Regions from separate parts of the Homo sapiens genome. Here region 2 is linked to region 1. A link is an interaction called in ENCODE POLR2A ChIA-PET data of the cell type or tissue named here. Cell type or tissue: Panc1. All regions are shown on one strand.

Region 1 (5,000 bases):
AAGCAGGCTGAGAACAGAAAAGAAGGCCCACCTTGCAAGGTACCAGTGTTTGCTGGTGTGTGGGAAGACATATACACATGGAATACATACAGGGAGACATAGACACATAGAATCATGGAATTTTGAAACTAGAAAGGACCTCAAGAGTGGTTGATGGTTATTTTACAGCACAAAAATGGCCTCCAGGGCAATGTGTCGTGGTTATAAGCACAGGTTCTAGAATCAGACCAGGTTTGAATCGTGGCTTTGCCCCTATTAACTGTGTGACTTGGGCAAGTTCTTTAACCTCTCTGTGCCTTAGTTTTCTCATCTGTAAAATGAAGACAGTAATATATCTGTAGCATAGGGTTATGAGGATGAAATGAGCTAATACACATAAGGCACTTTTAAAATGTCCAGCACAGAGTCAATAAATGTGAGCTGTTATTACTATAATTGTAGTTGAATATTTCTGCATTTATTCATGCTGTGACCTTTGAGAAATAAACTTTCTCTCCTTTTCCACACCTCTAGACCTCCTTTCAGCCTCAGTTCAAAAATCATTATCTCCATGAAGGCATCCCCAACTCCCCAGGAAAAATTCTTTCCTATTGTTTCTGGACATCAGAAGGTTTTTGGCTTATTCCATGACCTACTGAAAAGTGCTCCCAGGTAGGCCATCCACAGGGAAACCCTTCCACTTTGCTTGGAAGAGATCCTCTTGGTGATAAATTCACAAAAATGCAAGTGGCCTAGGAGTTCTAGACAGCCTAGCTGGCCTGAGGCCATCAAGGGGAGCTGGGTATAGGCCTGGGGATTCCCAGGTGTTTTCTATTTCTCCATGTCCAACTGGTGATAATAATAACAACCCAAAGGGAAAGATGGAGGAAGAGGGGAAATGTCTCTATAAGACAGAAAAATAGCAGTAAACCTATAAAGGTGCCCAGATTCTCATTCTACTAGCAATTGATATTCAACACTGGGACTAGAACTGACAAATCTGGAAGAAAAGTCATTTGGATCATGGGTTATTGGGCCTTTATCATGCTTATTTTCTAAAACAGGGATAAGCAAACGACAGCCTGTAGGTCAAATATAGCCCATCTCTTGATCTTGCACAGCCTGTAGGCTTAAGACTATTTACATGCTGTTAATGGTTGAAAAATAAATAAAACGAACAAAAATACTTTGGGGCGTGTGAAAATTATATAATATTCACATTTCAGTGTCCATGGATAAAGTTTCGTTGGAAAGCAGCCGCACCCATTGGTTTATATATTGCCTATAGCTGTATGAGTGCTATAACAGTAGTGTTGAAAAGTTCTGACAGAGACCGATCTCCTTCTTAATATTACTATATTTACCATCTGGCCCTTTAGAAGAGAAATTTGCTGACTCCTGTTTTAAAGCATCTCTCTGACATAGGTTCTCGTAGCTATATCAGTGCTGCTGAGAATACTGCTTGTTTTTTTCATTTCTTCCACTGAAAACATAAAGTGGACTTCCCTTGCAATGTGAGATTTAGCTTAAAAATAAAGAATTTGGAATCACAGACTGTTTTGAAATGAAAAAGACTAAAGGTCATCTTACAATGCTTCCCAACATGGGCCCCCTTATTCATTATTCACAAGAAGGAAGTAATGAGCTATGTTAAAAATTTTTGTTAAAAAGGACAGGCACGGTGGCTCATGCCTGTAATCCCAGCACTTTTGGGAGCTGAGGTGGGCGGATCACTTGAAGTCCGGAGTTCGAGACCAGCCTGGCCAACATGGTGAAACCCTGTCTCTACTAAAAATACAAAAGTTGGCCAGGTATGGTGGTGTGCACCCATAATTCCAGCTACTTGGGAGGCTGAGGCAGGAGAATCGCTTGAACCTGGGAGATGGAGGTTGTAGTGAGCTGAGATCACACCACTGCACTCCAGCCTGGGGGACAGAGTGAGATTCTGTCTCAAAAAAAAGTTTTTTTTTAACCTGCAAATATTTACTTAAAACATCTAGCTTTTGGCTAGAATAATAATTAAAAATTATAAAATTTTCATTCTACAGAATTGGAATAAAGAGGGATGCTTGAGGTAGTAAAAAAAATTGGGGAATCATTGTCCTGTGGAATAGTGTTTGACAGAGGTCACACAGCAAATTAGTGGCAGACCATGGTCAATTGCCTGTTAGTTCTGGGTTTACAACCTTACTTACTATATCTGGATCCAGAAAGAATGAACAGTTTTATATAACACATTCTGGAAAGAGGCAGGGTATAGTTGAGTGTAGTAAATAAACAGATTTTTCCACTGTGCTTATAACTGGTGACTCATCTCAGCCAATGGGGAATCCAGGAGGAGGTCAACACTGGCTATGCCTCCCCTCCCTCTGCAGCTCCAGATCCCGTCCACAAGCCACTGGCTGCACACAGTAATCACCCAGAAGCTGTCATTGAGGAAACTTTTTGCTTCATATGGGATGTGAATCATGAATGAATCAGAAGCCTCTGCCTCCCCCATGCCCTGACTGATAAAACACAAGCTCCTGTACTTACTAAGTTCTCTTAACTGTGTACTGGGTATAACTGGTTTCCTTTCCTGGACTCCAAGTGCAGGTTAAATTTTTCCTATAGTAGTAGACACAGGAAATGTTCTCAGGCTTAGCTGGCAGAGCTAAATAAATTAAACACACACACACACAAACACAAAAATTTCAGTACACAATAAATATTGCCAGCATTGAACATTTTTAATGGAAAATATGCTGATCAAAAGCTAGATTTTTTTGGTTAGTTGCTAGGTGTAACCTAGCAATCAGGTTCAATGGAAAGAATCTAACTTCATCTCTTTAATTATTCCCTTTCAAGAGCTAGATTTCTACTTTTTAAGAAATCCCTTTTTACATTCTTACTTAAATGTAACATTTGAGCAGCAAGCATTTTTAAAACACCAAGAAATACATACAAAGTATTTGTGATATACTCAGTAAAGCATCAAATGGTAGAATCACTCTGGATAATTCATGGGTAACAGATGATGTGGGCATAAGCAAGAATACAACCATGCCACACTTCAACCATATGTATCAACAATTTTCTTTTCCAGAAGATTGTACAATAGAGAAATTTATGAAATATCTTCAACTGTATCTTCATATCTTAGAAATCTTGCTCCTGAGAGCTCCCCACCCCATAGCATCCACACTTTCATAGGGAAACCAGATACTACCATCTAGAACAGGGACCTAGATCTTTAAGGGGTCCATGGGTAGAATTCAGGGGTCCATGAACTTAAATGGGGAAAATTTACATCTTTAATTTTCACTAACCTACTGTTGAAATTTAGGATTTCCTTCCATCATAAGTGTAATCAACAAACTACAGTAATAGCATCATTGCCTGTGACTTTGTCACCATTATAAATCACAAATATTTTCATATTATATTTTCGTTGCTGCAGGTACCTTAAAATATTTATATGGTTTGGTTGTGCCCCCACCCAAATCTTAACTTGAATTGTATCTCCCAGAATTCCCATGTGTTGTGGGAGGACCCAGGGGGAGGTAATTGAATCATGGAAGCTGGTTTTTCCTGTGCTATTCTCATGATAGTAAATAAGTAAATAACCCACGAGATCTGACGGGTTTATCAGGGGTTTGCGCTTTTACTTCTTTCTCATTTTCTCTTGCTGCAGCCATGTAGGAAGTGCCTTTTGCCTCCCACCATGATTCTGAGGCCTCCCCAGCCATTGGAACTGTAAGTCTAATTAAACCTCTTTTTCTTCCCAGTCTCGCGTATGTCTTTATCAGCAGCGTGAAAATGGACTAATACAAATATGAAATACTATTATCACTATTTCTGAATTAAGGTAATTATTAATATTAGACCTAAATTAAGGCAATTATTAGGTCTTCTTATTTAATGTGTTAATAAAGAAGACCACATATTACCAGATCACAAATTTGTTTCTTTAATATTTTGATGATTTCATTAATATTTTGATGATTTCATTTCAGTATATTTTGGTATCTTTGTAATGCTATTTATTTTATTTGTGCATTTACAAACATTGTTTTGAGAATCAGCCCATAGACTTCACTAGATGACCAAGGGGTTGATCCTAAACATACACACACACACACACACGCACACACACACACGCACACACACACATGCACACACACATGCACACACACGCACACAAACACACGCACACACAAACACACACACAAACACACACACAAACACACATGCGCACACACACAAACACACACAAACACACATGCACACACACATGCACACACACAAACACACATGCACACACACATGCACACACACACAAACACACACATGCACACACACACAAACACACACACACAAACACACATGCACAACTAAGAACTAAGAGCAATTTTAGACTAAGGGCCATGTTCAGCTCTGAGGCTTATACTAACTTCTTTGTTGAGCCTCTGGAAAGATCATAGTCTTAAGAAGCAGGCATTTTTGTGAGAGGAGGGCAACTTCTTAAATTACCTTTATATATCAAAGGAAGGTCTAGCGCTTCCTAGGAAGGCAGTCTCTACCAGACAAGAAGTAGGAAAAAGCTGATCACTTCTAACAAGTAAATATGGGGGCAGGGATGGGGAGGGAATGAAAGGAAGGTAAAGCAAAGAATTCTGATGTCAGTGTTCTTGATAGAGCGGTACAAACATGCGGATGGGTCCCATGCACCAAGGTCATCTGGCTGGTAGCCTATTTCACCAGGTACAGCAAGTCCGGGGGAGGTTGCCAGGCTGTAGTCTAGCAGGATTCCTCAACCGCTGGGCAAGGTACGGGTCCATGGCCTGTTAGGAACTGGGCCACACAGCAGGAGGTGAGCAGCAGGTGAGCGAGCATTACCGCCTGAGCTCCCCGCCCCCACCCCTACCCCTGCCTCAGAACAGCAGCAGCATTAGATTCTCATAGGAGCTGAACCCTACTGTGAACTGTGCTTGTGAGGGATCTAGGTTGCTCACTCCTTATGAGAATCTAACTAATGCCTG
Region 2 (5,000 bases), 68 kb after region 1:
TAGGGACATGGATGAAGCTGGAAACCATCATTCTCAGCAAACTATTGCAAGGACAAAAAAACAAACACCACATGTTCTCACTCATCGGTGGGAATTGAACAATGAGAACACTTGGACACAGGAAGGGGGACATCACACACTGGGGCCTGTCGTGGGGTGGGGGGAGGCGGGAGGGATGGCATTAGGAGATATACCTAATGTAAATGACTAGTTAATGGGTGCAGCACACCAACATGGCACATGTATACATACGTAACAAACCTGCATGTTGTGCACATGTACCCTAAAAAAGTATATAATAAAAAAAGGGTTTACTGTAAAAAAAAAGAAAGAAAATAAGCTTAATCAGATTTTTTGCCTAGTATTTTTTAAATGGCTTTATTACCTTTATTTTGCATGTCATAGAAAAAAATTTATCAGTAGCATTATTCTTATCATGAACCTTCCTCAGACCCTCAATATTTAACAATTACCGGTAACAAATTTACCATGATCATTAAATCTGTCATCTTCAGACAGCTTTTGTTTTCTTTAGATGCTTGCCCAAAGGCTGTGCTGTAAGCTATAGATCAGAGTCTATGTCCTAAAGGACAGACTCCAAGCCTTGTGAAGAACTATTAATACTTCAAAGAATAGAGTCTTGGGTAGAAGGTTCTAAAGTTGACTGCTTTGACAACTTTTAGACCCTATCACTGGACTGAGTGAGATTTCCAGGACTAGTCCTTCTAGAAACAGACAGAATCATGCAAGCTGATCCCTAACATATACAATGAAATAAGAATTACATAAGGACTGAATGAGCTTATGGAGAATATCTCTCTGTGGCCATTTGTTTGCAATACTGTTAATATTATTTTAATATTCTATTTTCTGGATATATGAAGAAGGCTTTTTTCCTCTTAAGCTAGCTGTCATTTACACATTTTAGTAGACTCTGCTTTTGTAAACTAAAATCAAACATTCTAAAATCATATCTGATCTCGCATCTCACTGACACCCCATCCCAACCCAAATTCAGATTTCTTAACTAAGTCTCCTTAGTTTTCATGGTAGTTACCTGCAACAGTTAAATAAGAATCTGTCTGCCTCCTTTAACCAAGATATAAGTGGACAAGTTACCTGTCCAACTAACATCTCACCTGGATTTCGTATTTGAAAATGGAATGGTAGGTAGGACCAGATACTTTTTTTTAAGGAACAAAGGTTGGCTTTCCTTATGGAACCAATGCCTACAAAGACCTCCCATATAAGCTGACCTGGTGCTTGGCTTACATGGCCCAGCCTTGGAGATTTTAAGGAAGGTCATACACTTCCTGACAGGACAGGAACCACAGGAAATATGGGGGACCTTTCGTAGAGTGAGATTCACTCCAATTTATAGGTACTGCAGGTGAAACCTAGTAGAGAGAGTTTCTGAGACTTAGTTTCCTATCCCTTAGATAGCAAATAATAAAGGATTTTTAAAGTTCAATCTGACATTCCTTATGAAAACTTCCAGACAAAAGTTAATTTTGTGACTTTAGTAAGTCAATACTGTTCAGCAAACTTAAGGAGGCCCATTTATTGTTAATGAACAATCTTGCTGCACCCATGCCAATAAGCAAGCCAAACATAAGACCAAACTTCTTGTCATCAAGACTATCTCTGAGATTATTATGGTCATGAGGTAGACACAGGCTGTCAGAAAAAATTATGGAAGAATTTGAAGTAAGCAAAAAAGATTACTGTCTAGCACACTCTTTGTGCCTTCTATATTCTTTTTCATAACTGTTGCAATGGATAGCAATGCCAATGATTCTCAGTAAAAATGCAAATAAAGTTTTCCCCTGAAATGTGATTATTGCATTTGAATAATGACCAGTTTTACATCTACCTCTAAATTAATTTTAGCATTCCTAATTGCCTAAACCAGGGGTGTCCAATCTTTTGGCTTCCTTGGGCCACATTAGGAGAATTGTCTTGGGCCACACATAAAATACCGTAACACTACTGATAGCTGATGAGCTTTAAAAAAATGTTTTTTTAATCGCAAAAAAAAAAAAAAAAAACACCCCATCATGTTTTAAGAAAGGTTACGAATTTGCGTTGAGCCACATTCAAAGCTATCCACATCAAAGGGATGCATGTGGCCTGTGAGCTGTGGGTTGGACAAGCTTGGCCTAAATATACATGTATTTTTTTAATTCTCCTTTTGACTAGCTGTAACATCTTACTGGTTCCTTTCGTAACTAAAGAGCTCAATAAACTCTTTGATCTCTGTTGACTTAAAATTAAAATTATGAAAAAGGCAGTTGGGCTATGCCACTCCGAAATAAACTTATATATTTAAAGGCAAAAGGAAAAAAATAGCATAATTAAGTGAAAGAGTAGAAAAGGAGATAAATCATATGAACAAAATTTATATAATTTGAGGATATACTGGATGGATATTACATGCAAAGTTAAAAAGGTATCAACTATGAACACTAAACCAAAAAAAATATTTCACAGCTTAAATAATACAGAAGTATATCAATAGTGCTCATATATAATACATTGACCTTTTCTCAAGGGCAAACCAGCTCTTCTGAAAAACTCTCTCCTTTTGGATTACTTGCAAAATAAACTTTATCCCACAAGCTCATATATAAAAAAAATCTTGGCCGGGCACAGTGGCTCATGCCTGTAATCCCAGCACTTTGGGAGGCCGAGGCAGGCAGATCACAAGGTCAGGAGATCAAGACCATCCTGGCTAACACGGTGAAACCCTGTCTTTACTAAAAATACAAAAAAATTAGCCGGGTATGGTGGCACGTGCCTCTAGTCCCAGCTACTCAGGAGGCTGAGGCAGGAGAATGGCGTGAACCCGGGAGGCAGAGGTTGCAGTGAGCCGAGATTGTGCCACTGTACTCCAGCCTGGGTGACAGAGCAAGACTCCATCTCAAAAAAAAAAAAAAAAACTTAAGGTGACTATATTAGAAATATGTTCTAACTTCAGCAAAACCATATAGTGCTCATCTCTTCGGCATTAGCAGCATCAATTTATGGTGGACAAGTTATTTGACCTCTCTATATTTGTTTCTTCATCCCTAAAATGGGGATAATGACAAAATCTACTTCATAAGGTTGTTTTGGGAATTAAATGAGCTAACACATGTCCAATAATTAGAACAGTATGTGGCCCATAGCTATTATTATTTTTATATGCTATTAGTGTATATTATGAAACATTTGATGAAGCCAACCAATAAAATTTCTCAAACTCAAGATGAGTATTTGGTTTTTAAAAGTTTTTATAAAACTTAGGACAAATTAAAGACCAGAAGCCTGTAAGTGCTTTTTAAGTCACCTTTCCATTTTTTCTTTTTGCTCATTATTGGAAATTAGCTGATGAACCACCTTCGCATTTCTCTCTCAACACTGACATTCAAGCTGAAACGCAAGTACTAAAATGGAGGGTGTGGATGGAGAAAGTGTAACATGTAAGTAGACCTAGCCTATGAGGTAATGAGAAGGTATTAAAATGAACATATTTAAAATTTTTGCTTCCAGTCTCAAAATAAGGCTAAACAACCGAACTAAAAAAAATGACTTCAAAAATAAAAATTGGGCCAGGAATGGTGGCTTACACCTGTAATCCCAGCAGTTTGGGAGGCCAATGTGAGTGGATCACTCGAGCCCAGGAGTTCAAGACCAGCCTGGGCAACATGGTAAAAACCCCATCTCTACAAAAACTAAAAAACTGGTTGGGCATGGTGGTGCACGCCTGTAGTCCCGGCTACTCAGGGGACTGACGTGGAAGAACTGCTTGAGCCTGGGAGCTTGAGGCTGCAGTGAGCCATGGTCATGCTACTGCACTCCAGCCTTGGCAATAAAGCAAGGCCCCGTCTCAAAAAATTAAAAATAATAAAAAGTAAAATTGGGGTGAGTACAGTGGCTCATGGCTGTAACCTCAGCACTTTGGAAGGACAAGGTGGGAGGATTGAGGCCAACAGTTCAAGGCCAGCCTGGTCAATAGTGAGACCCCTATCTCTACAAAAAATAATAGAATTAGCTAGGCATGGTAGCGCATGCCTATAGTCCCAGCTACTTGGGAAGCTGAGGTGGGAGGATCGCTTGAGGCCAGGAGTTTGAGGCTGCCATAAGCTATGACTACACAATTATTTCAGGCCGAGCAACAAAGTGAGACCTTATCTCTAAAAAGATAATAAAAATAAAAATTGATTGGGGGAGTAGAGGAGAAAAAAAAATTCCCACAGATATTGTGAAGGAAGAGAACTAGATCTTAAGCCCCTTTTAGCTAAAAAAATTATTCAAATCTATGAATTTGGGAAGCCTTAGGAAGCAAGAGCTAGGAACCAGAAACAGAAAAACAATCTGCTTTTGATGGAGTAATAGTGTGATGTAAATATGTGTCACTACTAAGCCTTTCTAGTTTCCTAAAACAAAAAATAGATACATTTCTGGTGGAATAGTTAAAATGAAGTCTCAAATCCTTCCTATTTTCAAACTTAATGGTGGAGAAACGACCATATTTTTATATAATTTACCCAGAAAACTGAATCATAAAATTTTTTATAAAAGAGCTTTAGAGGGAGAGAGACTTAAAACAAACTTATGAAAAGTCAGACCAAACAATTCTTTAGTGATTTTTTAAATTATTCATTAAAAAAAATCAAAATCATGACAAAAAAATGTATCAACGTAAGATACCTATGTTTCGCAGAATTTCAACGAGCTTTTCTCTTTTTGAGAACTGGCCAACTTGGAGAACGGTCTGCTGAACATCTCTACATGCTCCACCCACTTGTCCAACAGCAACAAACAGATAATTTGACTTTAAAAACTCTGCAGCCAACCTTGAAAAACAAAAGATTATTCTTTAACTTATCCTCCTCTCCATCAGTATCCATAATATCCACTGAATTCCTGTAGGTGTTATCTCAATATTAATCAGACAGCAGATTATAACAGCTATAAGATGGTTGGTTACTTATATCACCCAAGTACTATTGTGAAAG

The links. ChIA-PET counts read pairs that join two places held together with the same protein. Peaks named below come from ENCODE experiments on the same cell type or tissue, not always from the same donor. Only the 100,000 strongest peaks of a DNase experiment are listed, where the experiment ranks them.
Region 2: POLR2A ChIA-PET joins it to region 1 with 8 read pairs; 4 of 35 experiments call an interaction of 5 or more read pairs at or near these places.

Annotation. Positions count from the first base shown.
Region 1 is chr5:55,866,423-55,871,422 of GRCh38, reverse strand. IL31RA (interleukin 31 receptor A) reads right to left here. Exons shown (of 15, transcript NM_139017.7): 3 at 2,515-2,632. Among named protein-coding and RNA genes, the nearest start is that of IL31RA, 18 kb to the right of the region's middle. In Panc1, no CTCF peak of the experiment used is centred here; a DNase peak (open chromatin) is centred at 2,422; H3K4me3 peaks cover 243 bases.
Region 2 is chr5:55,798,264-55,803,263 of GRCh38, reverse strand. It overlaps DDX4 (DEAD-box helicase 4), which reads right to left. Exons shown (of 22, transcript NM_024415.3): 18 at 4,693-4,838. Among named protein-coding and RNA genes, the nearest start is that of IL31RA, 51 kb to the left of the region's middle. RefSeq lists a silencer at 39-222. In Panc1, no CTCF peak of the experiment used is centred here; no DNase peak of the experiment used is centred here.